Linked DNA regions of Homo sapiens: region 1 is linked to region 2. A link is an interaction called in ENCODE POLR2A ChIA-PET data of the cell type or tissue named here. Cell type or tissue: Panc1. All regions are shown on one strand.

Evidence for each region. Peaks named below come from ENCODE experiments on the same cell type or tissue, not always from the same donor. Only the 100,000 strongest peaks of a DNase experiment are listed, where the experiment ranks them.
Region 1: POLR2A ChIA-PET joins it to region 2 with 20 read pairs; 2 of 35 experiments call an interaction of 5 or more read pairs at or near these places.

What each region holds. Positions count from the first base shown.
Region 1 is chr5:180,515,859-180,518,358 of GRCh38, reverse strand. All of the region lies in intron 1 of CNOT6 (CCR4-NOT transcription complex subunit 6), which reads right to left. Among named protein-coding and RNA genes, the nearest start is that of CNOT6, 23 kb to the right of the region's middle. In Panc1, no CTCF peak of the experiment used is centred here; no DNase peak of the experiment used is centred here.
Region 2 is chr5:180,825,036-180,827,535 of GRCh38, reverse strand. It overlaps a transcript of ZFP62 not described here. Among named protein-coding and RNA genes, the nearest start is that of LINC00847, 4.7 kb to the left of the region's middle. In Panc1, no CTCF peak of the experiment used is centred here; a DNase peak (open chromatin) is centred at 1,195.

The DNA of each region.
Region 1 (2,500 bases), 310 kb after region 2:
AAAGCAAAGTTCTTTGTAAAATGGCCAATCAAAAGATGGGCAGGAAATGTATAAAATGAGCCTGGGACATCTTTCAGTGCCAAAAAGCTAAGTCTAATGGAGTCATCATGTCAACATGATACAGAAGCCAGCTAGAAGGGGTCCTCACAGGACAAACTATGACCATTTGAGCAGTAAGAATCATAATCACAATGAAATGAAACACACTGAATCAATACAAATCTATGAGAACCTCAAAAAATCAAGCCAAAACAAAAGAGAGATAACATAATCCTTTCTGTGCTGCAAAAAAAGAGCTGGCAATGATGTAAAAGACGAAACTACTATAGTAATCAAGACGAGGAGAGAGGGGGAGATGGGGGAAGAGACAGCATATGGACTGCAAGTCAGTCACTATCTGAAGCAGCTATTACAATATGGAGACACGTAACTAAAAAGAAAGATTTAAGTGGTTACACCTCAGCAGCAACTGGATTCAGTGTAATCAAACAGCCCTCGTTTAAGAAAAGGTCTACTCGGCCAGGCGCAGTAGCTCACGCCTGTAATCCCAGCACTCTGGGAGGCCGAGGCGGGCGGATCACGAGGTCAAGAAATTGAAACCAGCCTAGCCAACATGGTGAAACCCCATCTCCACTAAAAATACAAAAACTAGCTGGGCTTTGTGGCAGGCGTCTGTAGTCCCAGCTACTCAGGAGGCTGAGGCAGGGGAATCGCTTGAACCCGGGAGGCAGAGGTTGCAGTGAGCCAAGATCGCGCCACTGCACTCCAGCCTGGCAAAAGAGAGAGACTGTCTCAAAAAAAGAAGAAAAAAGAAAAAAAAAGCCCTACTTTACAAAACAATGATAGCTAATAAATTAAGTATGAAAGAATTTTTTTCAAGCAACATCATTTTATAATTCCCATTCGACATTATTCAAGGATTATAAAAACGGCCGGGTACAGTGGCTCATGCCTGTAATCCCAGCACTGCAGGAGGCTGAGGTGAGCAGATAGCTTGAGCCCACGAATTCAAGATCAGCCTGGGAAACATGGCAAAACCCAGTCTGTACTAAAAATACAAAATTTAGCTGGGCATGGTGGTACATCCCAGCTACTTGGGAGGCTGAGATGGGAGAATCACCTGAGCCAGGAAAGTCGGGGCTACAGTGGGCAGTGATCACGCCATTGCGCTCCAGCCTGAGCGAAAGGAGTGAAACCCTTAGAAAAAACAAAAAGGATTATACTGGGTTAAAAGCATTAGATGAATATTGGCATTAATGAAATGCTAAAAGCCACCACTACACAGATTCTACATAGATTACTTTCTGATCATAAGGTAGAAAACGTTTAATGGAGGAATAAATTGTTACCCCCTTCACCAATCTTACCAATACTATGGAGGAAGAACCAGATATTGGGGTCTCTTGATGTGGTGCAGTATGAAACACACGTCAGTAATGTTTACACCTTGATTTGAAAACTAGAGGAACTGGCCAAATGACACCAAAGGAGCAATCAGATAAAATGAGAATGTGGGATTTTCTGCAAGTAAACTGGCCTGTTGCCTTCAACAAACTGGTGTCAGCACTATTCTAGATTTGAAGAGAATTAAGGAATATAATCAGATGCAATGAATGATCCCTATGTTGGATCCACAAATCAGCAATAAAAAAAATTTTATGGACAATGAGAGAAGACATTTAACACCTAGTTCATGTTTACATTAGTGATTTGCGTGATGTTACTCTGACCAGGTATAAAAATGTGGTTTTTTGTTAAAAGCCTCTCAGACGTTTAACTATTTATTTTAGTGGGCCAGATTTTCTTCAAGGGAAATGAGACTGAGTTACAGGCAATCTTAACTGACAAGATAATATCCTGAATTTTCCCAGCACTTTGGAGCTGGGCGCGGTGGCTCACGTCTGTAATCCCAGCATTTTGGGAGGCCAAGGCAGGCGGATCACAAGGTTGGGAGATCGAGACCATCCTGGCCAACACATGGTGAAACCCCATCTCTATTAAAAATACAAAAATTAGCCGGGTGTGGTGGCATGTGCCTGTAGTCCCAGCTACTCGGAGGCTGAGGCAGGAGAATCGATTGAACCTGGGAGGCGGAGGTTTCAGTGAGCCAAGGTGGCGCCACTGCACTCCAGCCTGGTGACTGAGCAAGTCTCCGTCTCAAAAAAAAAAAAAAAAATCCTGAATTTTCCCAGCTCTTTGGGAGGCCTGGGCAGGCCAATCACTTGAGCCCAAGAGTTCAAGACCAACCTGGGCAACATGGAAGATCCTGTCTACACAAAAATTAGCCAGGCGTGGTGGTGTGTGCCTGTAGTCCCAGCTACTTGAGAGGCTGAGGTGGGAGAATGGCTTGAGACCAGGAAGTGGAAGTTGCAGTGAGATGAGATCAAGCCACTGCACTCCACCAGCCTGGGTAACGCGGTGAGACCCTGATCTCAAAAAGAAAATTTTTTTTTTTAATCTTGAATTTGACATCTCTCTCTCCTTTTACTATGCTTTTCAC
Region 2 (2,500 bases):
TGAGATTAGGGAGTGGTGATGACTCTTAAGGAGCATGCTGCCTTCAAGCATCTGTTTAACAAAGCACACCCTGCACAGCCCTTAATCCATTTAACCCTGAGTTGACACAGCACACGTTTCAGGGAGCACAGGGTTGGGGGTAAGGTCACAGATTAACAGAATCTCAAGGCAGAATTTTTCTTAGTACAGAACAGAATGGAGTCTCCTACGTCTACTTCTTTCTATACAGACACAGTAACAATCTGATCTCTCTTTCTTTTCCCCACAGCACGTGCCCAGCTTCCTTTCAAGTCTCTGGCCAATGCAATGTGAGCAGAAGTGAAGGGGCAACTTTCAGGTGATGACTTGGAAAAGAAAGCTTAGTCCTCTGCTTCTCCTGTCACCCGAAAGAGAAACAGAGGCTTGTCTTGTTGAAGCCAGTGTGTTTGGTGTCTTTTTGTATAGTGGCTTAGACAGTGGCCTAACTAGAAGACCAAGGCTCAAAGGAACACATTTTGAGCTTCTCCACAGTTTGAGAACCTCTACATTACCTACACCAAGCCTTCCCCAGCACTCAATTTATGGAAGACCATTTCTCTTCTCATGACACATGTCCTCATGTTGCTTTGGCCTGTTTTAAAGCTTTCTCAACTCCATCTCAATAAAGAAATCTGCAGCTTTGTTGGATGAGAGGATCTAAAAAGTTCGTTCTTCCAATCGGTTGTAAATATAGACACTAATTTATAAACTGACACAGGAACACACAGCAAATTAGTAGAAAATCCGATTCCTGTTCCCTTTTCTCCTTGCATTGTTTCCTGCCAATGCTCACCATTTCTTTATCCTTTCCACTCTTCCTTGCTCCTCCTTCCCTTTAATTTTTCTCTGTTGTGCCTAAATAAGCTGTCCATGCATGGCACTCCATGGGCTCTGATAACAGACTCAACAAGACAATGACTTAAAGATGGAGTGACCAGCTGATCAGTCACACAAGTTGTTCCAGTGTAATTATTTTCACAGGTGTCTCAGTTTGGATGATAAATTATATGAACACTCTACTTACAGAACAAAGACCTTTATTTATGTCTCTCTTGCTTCAAAGTCCAAGGTGAGCATGCCTGCCTGGCAGCTCTGCCTCAATTCCTTTTAAATCATTCCTTTGTCATACTTCAGCACACTGCTGTCATCTGTATGGTTGAGCTGGACTGCTGCCATGTTGAGTCACCAGTGACTTTTTGATTCTTTAATTCCCAGTTTGACTGGCATTCCTCTGTGTGTGTGTATTTAGTTCTATGCAGTTTTATCACATGTGTAGGCTTGTGTAACCACTGCCACAGCCAAGATACAGAACAGCCAAGTTTGTTTTTGTTCACTGTCATCTCTCCAAAACCTAGTGCAATGCCTGGCAAAAAGACACTCAGTACATACTTGTTGATGGGGGAATGAATGAATGAATGGTGTGCTAATTGGGGTTTTAAGATGCAAAACCCAAGCAGTGTAAGTGAGGTACATGTGGCGGTCTAGAGGTAGGACCAGCAGGATAGCTGTGCCGTCTATCTCTGGGCCAGGCAACTGCTGCAGTCCTACCATGTCCCCAGCAGATGGGCAGGGGAAAGGCAGGGCCCAGTCTTTACAGGGGCAGGTCCTGGAGTTGCACACCTCACTTCCCCTCATATCCTACAGGCCAGAACTTAGGTGCAGGTACACACCAAGCTGCATAGGAGGCCGAGGTAGATGGTATTACTTGCCTGCAATTCTTCCTTCCCTCTTTTCTCTTACTAATGTTCACCAAAGTGGAGAGTACTTTTCCACAACTCATGCAGGGCTTTGGCCAATGGAATGTGGGCAGAAGCGAGTTTGTTAGTTCTGAGCTGAGGCCTTAGGAGGCCTCTTGTGTCTCTGCTCGTCCTCTGGCCCTGTTGCCACCCCAGGTGGTCACTGGTCCAGAGGATGAGAGACAAGTGAAGCAGCCCTGACTCGGCTCACAGCTTGAAGCAGAGCGGCCTCCACCAGCCTGCAAGAAAAATAAATGACTTTTTTGATAAGCCACTGAGAGTTTGAGGTTGCCTACCGTGAGCTCAGCCTTAACTGAGTGAGTTCTACTAGTAACGAAGGGGAGAATGAACATTTGTGGACTTCGAGCATTCTGCAGTATGAGAGGGGCCCCTCTCTGGATGGAGCAGGGAAGACCTGACCTGTAGGGACTCCTTAGGGGTCCAGAGCAAAGCCCAGGCGGCTTAGTTAGACGGCATGCTCTCCTGGGACTCTCATGGGCAGACAGACTGGAGATCAGCTGAACTGGGGCCAGCTGGAAACACCTCTGTCTGGAGACATCTTGGGGATAAAGGGAAGTTTGGGGTGGGAAGAATGATAATGGAAAGCTGCGTCCAAACAAATAAAACTGTCGCATTAACAAGTTGAAGAAGAGTTTTCCCAGTGAGTCGAGAACTGGTGCTAATAATAGAAGCCTCAAACAGCTGTGCATTTTGCCATATTAAATAGTTCATTTGTGTCTGTCTGT